Regions from separate parts of the Mus musculus genome. Here region 1 is linked to region 2. The links are chromatin loops, found by intact Hi-C in ENCODE. Cell type or tissue: left cerebral cortex. All regions are shown on one strand.

The links. A loop is a pair of places that touch in the nucleus more often than their neighbours do. Peaks named below come from ENCODE experiments on the same cell type or tissue, not always from the same donor. Only the 100,000 strongest peaks of a DNase experiment are listed, where the experiment ranks them.
Region 1: it touches region 2 in a loop (5-fold over the local background); 9 of 42 quality-filtered maps call a loop at or near these places.

The regions. Positions count from the first base shown.
Region 1 is chr16:77,419,363-77,424,362 of GRCm38, reverse strand. The region is part of intron 2 of Mir99ahg (Mir99a and Mirlet7c-1 host gene (non-protein coding)); the gene reads right to left. It overlaps 9430053O09Rik (a long non-coding RNA gene), which reads left to right and starts at 3,981. Exons shown (of 4, transcript XR_003951960.1): 1 at 3,981-4,252. In left cerebral cortex, no CTCF peak of the experiment used is centred here; DNase peaks (open chromatin) are centred at 1,604, 2,557, 3,785, 4,021 and 1 more place; H3K4me3 peaks cover 4,150 bases; H3K27ac peaks cover 4,413 bases.
Region 2 is chr16:77,496,876-77,501,875 of GRCm38, reverse strand. It overlaps Mir99ahg (Mir99a and Mirlet7c-1 host gene (non-protein coding)), which reads right to left. Exons shown (of 5, transcript NR_015543.3): 4 at 266-373. Among named protein-coding and RNA genes, the nearest start is that of 9430053O09Rik, 79 kb to the right of the region's middle. In left cerebral cortex, no CTCF peak of the experiment used is centred here; DNase peaks (open chromatin) are centred at 825, 1,253, 1,756 and 2,095; H3K4me3 peaks cover 2,273 bases; H3K27ac peaks cover 2,498 bases.

The sequences.
Region 1 (5,000 bases), 78 kb after region 2:
TCAGTTTTATATAAAAGTCATTACAGTTTAAAACTATAAACACTCAACTTTGGATGATTCTGCACTTTCAGTCTTGGGAGACATTTATTGAGCACATGCTATGTTCAAGACATTGTCACACAGTGAGGCAACAAAAAGTTCTGATGTCTTTAATTTTGTGGATACATGTTACATAATATATGATTTATTTTTGAACAACATTGTGACAAGGTTATCATAATAATTACTCTAAACTTCAATTTAAAGAAATATATCCAGTCAGAATATTTTGTGATATTCTGGGTATTTATGATAACTGTATACAGCATAGATACTAATCATCAATTTAATACCTCAGATAAGAGAGAATTTTTATGGAAAAGGGCTATTAGTTTTGCTTAAATGTTCAGTATTAAATATTCTCATGTATACATTTAGACATAAATAGTAATTTATAAACTCTCATATTTACTTTGAGAATGTTTCCAAATGTTTGCGGATTCCTTTATTTAAGTTAGTATAGCTTATGTTTACATATAAATATTCATAAGAAATAAATACATTTTTGAAAATATAAGAGCAAGACTAAGCTAAGGATTAACTTGAGGGATAAAGAGATCTCACTATGAGTCTCCCACCAGAAACTATGCAATAGCCTCTTTATCATTAGCCACAGCCCACAGACCTTAATAAGTTTTTCTAATACAAAATATCTGGCTATTGACCTTTGGCAGAAAGTATGATCAGTGGCTGCTTTAGAGTTTCTCTGATGTTGAAATACCTCAACATTTTTTTTTCCTGCCACATCAAGAAACTACACTGTGGTTGCATTAAGATAATATACTTACTGTTTTTACTAGTGTGTGGATGATTACTATATGAAAATAGTAATATTGAAATGCAAAATTCGAATGTTCGTGTCTTATCCCAGGTATTTTCTCAACATAAAAAAAAAGAAAAAAAAAAAAGATGAATCTCAACCTATTCAGAGAAAGCAGCTAGCATACATATATGAACTCATATCCACCTAGCTCAAAACAAGAACCAAATTAGAAACACAAACCAGATAACACTTTTCCTGATTTCTCCATGAACAGAATAAGACTGTCAGAATCATGGGAGTTGGTTGTTTAAAGCTTCAAAAGAATGCTTTGTGGGAGGGAGTGTTTGAAATGAATTTTTAAATTCGAGTCCGCGTGGTGCTCCACTATAGCTTGCCCACAGCAGAGTCTGTGTATTTCTTACCACATCAGAAGCTGAGAACCTGTTCTTTAGGAAGGACACAATCATTTCTGCTGGCACACTGAATTCAAAACGCTCTTCTACAGAAATAAATCTGAAGATGCCAGTGTGCATCACCATTTGGACCACTATCTCCTTCTCCATTGCCCTATTTTTATTTTATGGCTCAAAGCATAGATGGCACGACATATCTACAGCCCATAACTGGAAAATGGCAAAACCTGACCTCTTTCAACACTGAACTGTGGTAGGAAGAATGTGTAGTCTGTGTTAGTATGTGTGTGTCTGTGTTTTGTGTGGCTACTGTGGATCTTGCTAAAGATACAGAATCGACCACATTTCATGTTCCTTAAATGTTGTTCCAGAGCTGCTGGCATGTCCTTAGGTCCATATGTTAGCTACACATTTCACAGAAAGGAAAACTTAACATCTGCACCCACAGAGTGACTGAAGCAAGACAGAGAGAGTGAAATACGAGCGAAAACCAGAATAATAAGAACAGAACAGTTGTCAGACGCTGTGAATTTGCTATGGATTCGAATTGTCTGTGAGCACATTTGTAAAGACAGGGGAATCCTTTCACTCTTAAAATACCAACACTGTACTACGGAAGTTTCTGCCCAAGCCTAGGAGGTTTTCCAATGGGATATAGCCACAGAAACGAATGTAAAAATGAGAAAATGTTGCTTATAACATCAGAGAAAAATAAAGTCAGAGAGACATTCAGAAAAATAACCATCCAGGTTACAGTCTGGCAGAGAGAGAGGAGAGAGAGGAGAAAGAGGGGAGAGAGAGAGAGAGAGAGAGAGAGAGAGAGAGAGAGAGAGAGAGAGAGAGAGAGAAGAAATATTTTACAATAAGATACATTATAAAGCTACACTAACAATAGGCTTTCTGGTCTTGCACTGGGAGATGAGTGTCTTGACCCTTGACCTCTGATCACATAAAACTAAAGAAATTAAGAGCATGTTTGCCATTGCTGTCGGCATTATACACATTTACTTTTTGTCCAAATTGCTATAAGAAAAAAAATTCTATTTCAAAACAGCCCAAGTCTTGTTCTTAAGTCATGTGACTCGTTTCCTCTCCCCCCCCCCCCCCCGCCAGCCATGTGCTCCGTATCATTTTACTCTGAAATAACTCTGCGATTTCAGCTGAACCTGCCTTCTCTTACAATGCACAGCACACCCCACAAGGGAGCCTGAGAACAGACTCCCTTGAAAAGCGAGGTTCTCATAGTTGGCCTGTAACCATGGAAGCAGATGCTGTTTTCTTCTTACCCTGCTTACCTCTTTGCAGCCTCGAGCTGCTCCCTATTGTTAAAAGGGGGTACGCCTCGATTCTTCTTCATCATGACCGAACTTGCCTCTTCTTCAAAGGGCATGATGCTGCAGGTCATTGGTCTAGACTGTTTGCACGGTCCAGAGAGCAGCCTTGATGTAACCCTTGCTCCGTCTGAGCCACACCACCAGCCGTGCAGCTGCAGACTGGAGGGGGACATTGGAGATCTGTATTTGAAAAGAAGTCTGTCTGATTTTGCCATTGTGCCTTTTCACTCATCGATCGAATGAATATCGAACCTTCTGTCGTTGCATGTGTGAAATAGATAGCTTAGCCAGCACTTTTGTGCCCAACCTGTGCTGTGGGCCAAAAGGTTTTCATTTTAGTCTCAAGTTGGTTTTTTTTTTTTTCTCCTTCTTTCTTTCTTCATACTTGATGAATTTTGTGTTGGCTTAAATTATTCGTATGCCTTTATCCAGCTGTTCTGGAGACTGCCTGGGATACTGTACAAGCAGGGATTTTTGTTTTGCTGTGAAAACGGAACTTTTTTTTCTCCTGTCCTCTGTTTTCCTTTGTAGCTGTCTTAAGGTCTTTTTTGTAGCTTTGTAGGTAGAAGTGTGCTAACTTTTACTACACCCTATAAAGCCGAGCATCTAAGTTATCCTTTTACGGGGACGACTTGATGGTGTCTGTTATTTAACAGGCTTAAATCCAGAAAGGTGAACTTGAGCCTCTCAAGGTGATTTCAGTGAATTTATAAGAGTAAGTAAACCGGATAAACACATTGATTTTTAAACTGAATGACAGTGTCTGCTAAACTCTATCTGAAAGGAATGTGTTTTCTTTGCTTTCTCTCCTTCTTTAAACATCAGCAAAAATATTAATTGGAAGTGTTGAAATATACTTAAAAGCACATAACTTATTTTGTGCTTAGGAAAGTACAAATGACAAATAAAATCATTATGATTTAATATATTGAAGTAAATATTACTGATAATATCTGTCTCCGGGCACGATTTAACTAAAAAAGTAACTAGAAGGTTTTTGCATTTCAATTTTTAAATATAACTAAAATTTCCTTGCTGCTCACCAGCAGCTGATGTTAATGAGACTTATGGCACCTGCTCATTCCCGAATGCCCAATTTCACCGTGTCCTTGTGAAACTGGGTAGCTTGAGGATGTCTTGGGTGCATCTCCCCAGCATGGTGATTTGAAAGCACTGTCTGTCTGTGACTGTCATCAGGAGTGGTTTGGTTGGATTTGAAGAAACGAGTACTTCATACTTAAAGGCATACATATTTTCTCTAATTGCCAAAGGCAAGGGGGAGGTCCAGGGCAGAATAAAAAAGGTTATTGTGACAGATGAAATATAATTCACAATGAGCATTCTTTTCATCTAGGCTGAAGTACCACAGGATTACTTACAAGTTGAATTTTGTGGCAGAACGTATAAACTCATATTAAAAGAAGCTAGAAAGAAAAGCAGCAAGCCTGTTACTCTCTGGCCCCGGAAGTGTTTATTTTGAATATGTCTGTCTTGGGATTGTGTTCTGTTTCTCCTAACATAAAGATACACTGGCGAGAAGAGGGACTAGGCAGCAAGGGTGGAAAGGAAGAAACCTAAAAGCAATCAAAGCTGCTTCTTCCCTCTACCAATGAAGAAAGAGGAGTTAGATGGATTTTTATTCTCTTTGGGATGCACATGCAACAATCATATTTTTCAGCACACGTTTATTTTTGGCTGCAAAAGTAGGTAACTATTATTTTATAAACTTACTATACCTTAGATAATATTTTTCCTTCCTTTAAAGTTCCTAGGGTCAAATGATTTACGAGGGTGTTTTTGTTTTTTTCTGTTCTGTTTTGTTTTGTTTGTTTAGATTCTGGTTAGCATTCTGTGAGGGTTGAACACAGGTACATGTTTGACCAGATATTTTGTTTCCTTTAGCTTCTTTGTTCTAGCTTAAATGAAAATAGTTTCATTTGACCTCTGTACATTTTATTTCTAGATGCAAAAAAAAAAAATGCTTTCCTTTCTATTTGTACAAAGGTCAGTTTTTAAATTAACTGAAAAGCAAACCATGTACTTTATAAATATTCAGGCACCATAAAAAAAAAACTCGGAATATAAACCCATCTGCAATTAATTTTTAAGCAGTGAGTCTGGGTTTATCTATTCCTGGAAATCACATGCTTTGTATTTTCCATTCTTTTTCTAAGTTAACCGAAGTAACTGCCCTGTGTTAAGGGAAAGCTACGAGGTTCTGCCTGCTAGTCATCTTCTGCTGGAAACCAGGCTGCCCTCTCTCTCTTAAGCTCTGATGGACTATCTCTTGTTTTACAGTTACCCATAGCATGCATGTGTGTATATGACTGTGTATGAGTGTGAGTTTGTGCATGCTTCTTAATTGAGGTCTTTTCAATTTACCAGATAAATTTCTTATTGTAAACCCTGCAGTGAATAATTCAAATGCAGTGAGTTTACTTACATGTTGTC
Region 2 (5,000 bases):
CTTTATCTTATGGGGAAGCACTTAAATACAGTTATTTCATCATTCAGACATGTTTACAAACCAAACATTTCTATGAAAAGATTTGTTAAAGGCATCAAGGTACCACATAATCTTTTAAAATTATGTAATAAATATTAACAATAACAACAAAACAAACAAAAAATCCCCAAACACTAAGGTATTCTAATATACACAAAGACCTCACTTAAGTCAATATTAAACTTAATTCTATATACAAAACTTCTGTTAACAGGATGTTACTTACAGAGATGAACAGTTTTATGAATTCATCTGTTATTCGTCCCGACGGGTTTTGAAGGATCTCTCCATAGTGTATATTGCTCAGTTAAGACAGGACTCCTATTCTGGTATGCTGAAGAGGAAAAAAATGTCCTTAAATCTTCTTATTTCAGATTATTCTTATTCTATCACAATTTAGGCAGCAACAGGCAAAGATTCCACAATGACAATATGAGAAAGCAAGAAAAAAAAAACAAACCTGAAGGTTTATTTCATATTTACTGTATAAAGTCACTTTTGACATGCCTATACAACTGGTTGTGGCGGCTTTCAAACATGATTTCTAATATATGTATATATAAAAAATTGCTCCAGGTTCTTTGAGAGAAAGCTTGCCGCTGGGAAGTTGATTTTGGCAATTGGCCAAAATCATGTGCAAAGGGGCCTCATTAGGGATTCATGGCAGCCTTCAGTACTCTCAAAAAAATGTGACCCAACAGGCTAAATGAGCCACTAAAATTAAAAAGTAAGAGACAAAGACAACTTACTTAATATTCCTTCCAAAACATCATTAAACTTTTTCTTTTCTTTTTTCAGTACTCAGACCCACGTTTGCCGAATGCACCATCTCCTGCCCTCTAAGGTTCAAACAATTCCTCTTTAAAACTTGTCTATTTTCTTCGCCCGGAATGTTTTTCTTTCTGTGTCACTTTGCAAAGATTTCTCTGGGGATCAAACAATATCTATTGCGATCAGTTCAATCACAGAAAACGAAAACGTCGAAAGACCGACTACAGACTCCTGATTCAAGTTTTCAATAAGCGAACAAAAATAAGTAAGCAATCTTCGGTACATTTCAACTTCCACAGAAGGAAGCACACACACCCTGTAAACTTGCATCTCTTGTATGGGCCAATTTCACTGACAAACTTGGACACCCCCCCACCCCCACCCCCACCCACCAAAGCAGGTCTGATCCCGAAGTCTTACCTAGATGTCTTCTGGCTTTTCTGTAGATCAAAAAGTTTCCTGCCTAGGCACACAGATATTCTTTCTCACACACCATAGAGGCCCTTTTATGAATCCCACACTGTAACAGGCTGCTTTTCAACACCAGTTGAGAGCGCAGTGCGTCAGCTCTTGAGATAAAATTCATGGCTAACACACAATTAGTGGGAGAGGTTGTCTCCGGGAGAATTTATCTTAGAACGAAAGAAGCAGGAGCACAGCTATTTTTTCCTCTTTATCCCTCCCTTTCTTTCCCCTCTTTCTTTCTTTCTTTCTTTCTTTCTTTCTTTCTTTCTTTCTTTCTTTCTTTCTTTCTTTCTTTCTTTCTTTCTTTCTTTCTTTCTTTCTTTTTTTAAATAGCAAAGAGAGGAGGGTGCGGTCAGATGTTAGAATTTTGCCTGAGAAAAGGGCCCTACACAGCACTAGGACCCACTAAATACTAGCAGAGCAGCCCGGGAAGGGAGCCAACGGAAGGACTTTGTTTGACCCAGCTGCCAATCTCCCCCGAAGCCGTGCGCCAGACTAAACACTCACACTATTTTAACTCAAATCAGGCTACAGCAGCTGTTTGCTTTCCGGCTCTGAGTTCGGCACCCACATGGCCTGTGTGGTTCACCCGTGAGCTTTGCGAGCTGCCTTGCTGAAATCTGTTCCGGGGTGGGATTTATCAGTGGAAAGAAAAATTTAACCCTGCACCTCATGGTTAACAGAGATTGTTTGCTTCTCGGCTTTTGATCCGGTCACCAGAAAGTGGTTTTTCTTTTTATAATCTCTGAAAAATAAGAGTGTTAATTTTACACCCAGGGAGAGAGTTGGGATTTGAAAGTGAGGCTTCCGAACTGTTTTGCTTTGAAAGTTTTCTAACATGTTGAAATTAGCAGTGAAGTGTAGCAATAGCAGCGTGCTTTACTGAAACTTTAGGAGCGAGGCTGGTTTCTGCCTGTTCCTGTTCAACACCTTCCACCATCCAAGATGGAAAACTGGGGTTATACCAAGACTCAATAATGTCTCCTCGGTCGTCTCCTCCACTTTTAGAAAGTTCCTTCAGAAGCAACCATGAAGTAAAGCACTCTACATGCAAAGGCACATGCAACCCAAAGCACAAAGCAACCCAATTCACTTTCCTTAAATTTCCAATTACTTAACTACTTCAAGGCTTGAAATCTCATCAATGACCGTCGAAGACTAAAACGTGTCCATTGGTAGCATAGAGCAAAAATTCAATGAGAAGAAAGCCAGAGGAAGGCCAATATTACAATTATCAAAATTAGGAGGACTGGATTTGATAATTAAGATTAACTGCACAAAAAATAGATGGGCACCTCTGGCCATGTGGGGAACATTAGTCAGTAAATCCTTCTTTGTGTTGAGAGAGAGAAGCTATGAGATGAGCTACTATATATATATATATATATATATATATATATATATATATATATATATACTACAACTAAGTATTTTTACTCCTGGTAGACTGTGAAACCCTGAGGAAGAAAGCCAGCATCCTTTGTGTTGACTTTAGCTTTCATTGTTAAATCATGAAGAAATAACTAATATTTAAGGGAACGAATTTTAATCTGAATGTGGTGAGCACCAATGACATAGTTCTGAAACGCACTGTAAGTGTGCCTGGGATTGCTTTTCTGTGCGTTGTTTCATCTTTGCAGTTCTGAGTGCTTTTTCTACTAGCTGAATCTAGCCAGACATTCACTTTATTTGTTACATGGGTGCTATGTACACACATGTTCGTGTTCATTTGTATGTGCACCTGTGTGTTTATGTATTTGGAGATTAATAGTGGACTTTGAGTGTTTCCTAAGTCATGCTCCACCTTATTTTTAAAACAAGGTCTCACTGATTTACGAAGGTCACAGATTCTAGTCTATGAGATAGCTAGCAAATCTCGGGTACCATCTTGACTTTGCCTTCCCAGAGCTAGGATTAAACCATGCCTAGCTTTACATGTGGATGCTGGCATATGAGCTTATGTCTTCCTGATTATATGTGGCAAACACTCTATTGACTGAGTGATCTCAGCACAAAATTATGTACATTTTACTTAGTAAGCAATGTTATTTCTTCATATAAGATGTGGAAAAGATCCTGAGTGTCAATGAACTACCAGATCTTTGGAGTACACTCACACTGAAAGAGCCAGTTACTAGGAATATACGCCATGGTGACCATGCAGCCCAACTGAGTTCCTAATGTCCAAATCCATCGCTGTTTATGAAAAACTATAATTGATATCTTCCTCATTATTTCTTTGTTCATATGTTCTCTACTATTCCCAAAATTTCTGAGTTATATAATCTTGGCGTATGATGAATAATTTGATGGATTTAAATTTACAATGATTATTGAAATAAAGTTTAAAATATGTTTGATAATTTTAAAGATCGTATTATATGAAATTTATTAATTGGTTTCCAGAAAATTATTTACTGGCTAAGGAATAATATACAGTTCTCAAAGTAGAGTTTTATTCTTTTTGCCTAAGGTAGTAGATGGAAATGCATACAGATGCAGACATATTTATAAACACAGAGAATATTGACCAGGAAATACTTATGCTTAATAATCTGGATGACTTTGTAAAAGCTACATACTTTCAGCATGAACATTTTATTTTCTAGATCTAAAAATTTAAAACAACAATATGAACTAACCAGTACCCCCGGAGCTCGTGTCTCTAGCTGCATATGTATCAGAAGATGGCCTAGTCGGTCATCATTGGGAAGAGAGGCTCCTTGGTCTTGCAAAGTTTATATGAGTCAGTACGGGGAAAAGCCAGGGCCAAGAAGTGGGAGTGGGTGGGTAGGGGAGTGGGAGGGAGGGTCTGGGGGACTTTCGGGATAGCATTTGAAATGTAAATGAAGAAAATACCTAATTAAAAAATAAATAAAAAATAAAAAATAAAATAAATAAAAATGAAAAATTCTTGAAAGTAATATATCCTGTCATATATTTCATACTTTAAAAAAATTTTTAATTTTCTAATAGCTCATAGGAATGATAGATAATGCCTGTAAGAAAGTATGCAGAATTAAGTGTAATTATTTATATTCTTCAATAAAGTTATAAGCCCTAATTAAAGGTTTCAAAGGCAGAAAGACATCATCATAAGCATTTTACACAAGAAAAAATTAAAAGCAGAAGGCACGTGATAACTCACTGGATGCAGCAAGAAATACCTTAATGCAAAAACTGAGCAAACTCATAGGACGACATAAATAGGTAGACCAGTATATGTTCAGAAGATAGAATAAAAGTCCTCAATAAACCTTTGCAAGTCAAACTCACCAATTGATAACCTGTGTATACAAAATAACAAACACTAATTTCAGTGTTTAAAAAGCTAGTCAGCCTTTGAACATGAGTTGTTACAAACCACCCCATCAACACACTAAAGAAGAAAAATCGTATGGAATATTTATAAAGACAAAGCAATTGACAAACTCAATTTTCACTCATGATTAAAATTGAAAAAACAAGGAACAGAAGAATCTTCTGTCTAACTGATAATGAATATCTGTAAAAATCTATTGCTAAGGTCAAATCAAGGGTGGAGACATAGCTGGCATCCCATGTAAATATAGCTAGTGCAATAAGACAAGAAAAGTAGCTAACACATAAATATTTCAAAGGGATATAAAATCATATTTATTCATAAATTGATTGTCTTTATATAAGATACCAAGGCGAAAGTACCCTTTCTGAATACATGGTTAACACACAAAAGCCTTTCAGTT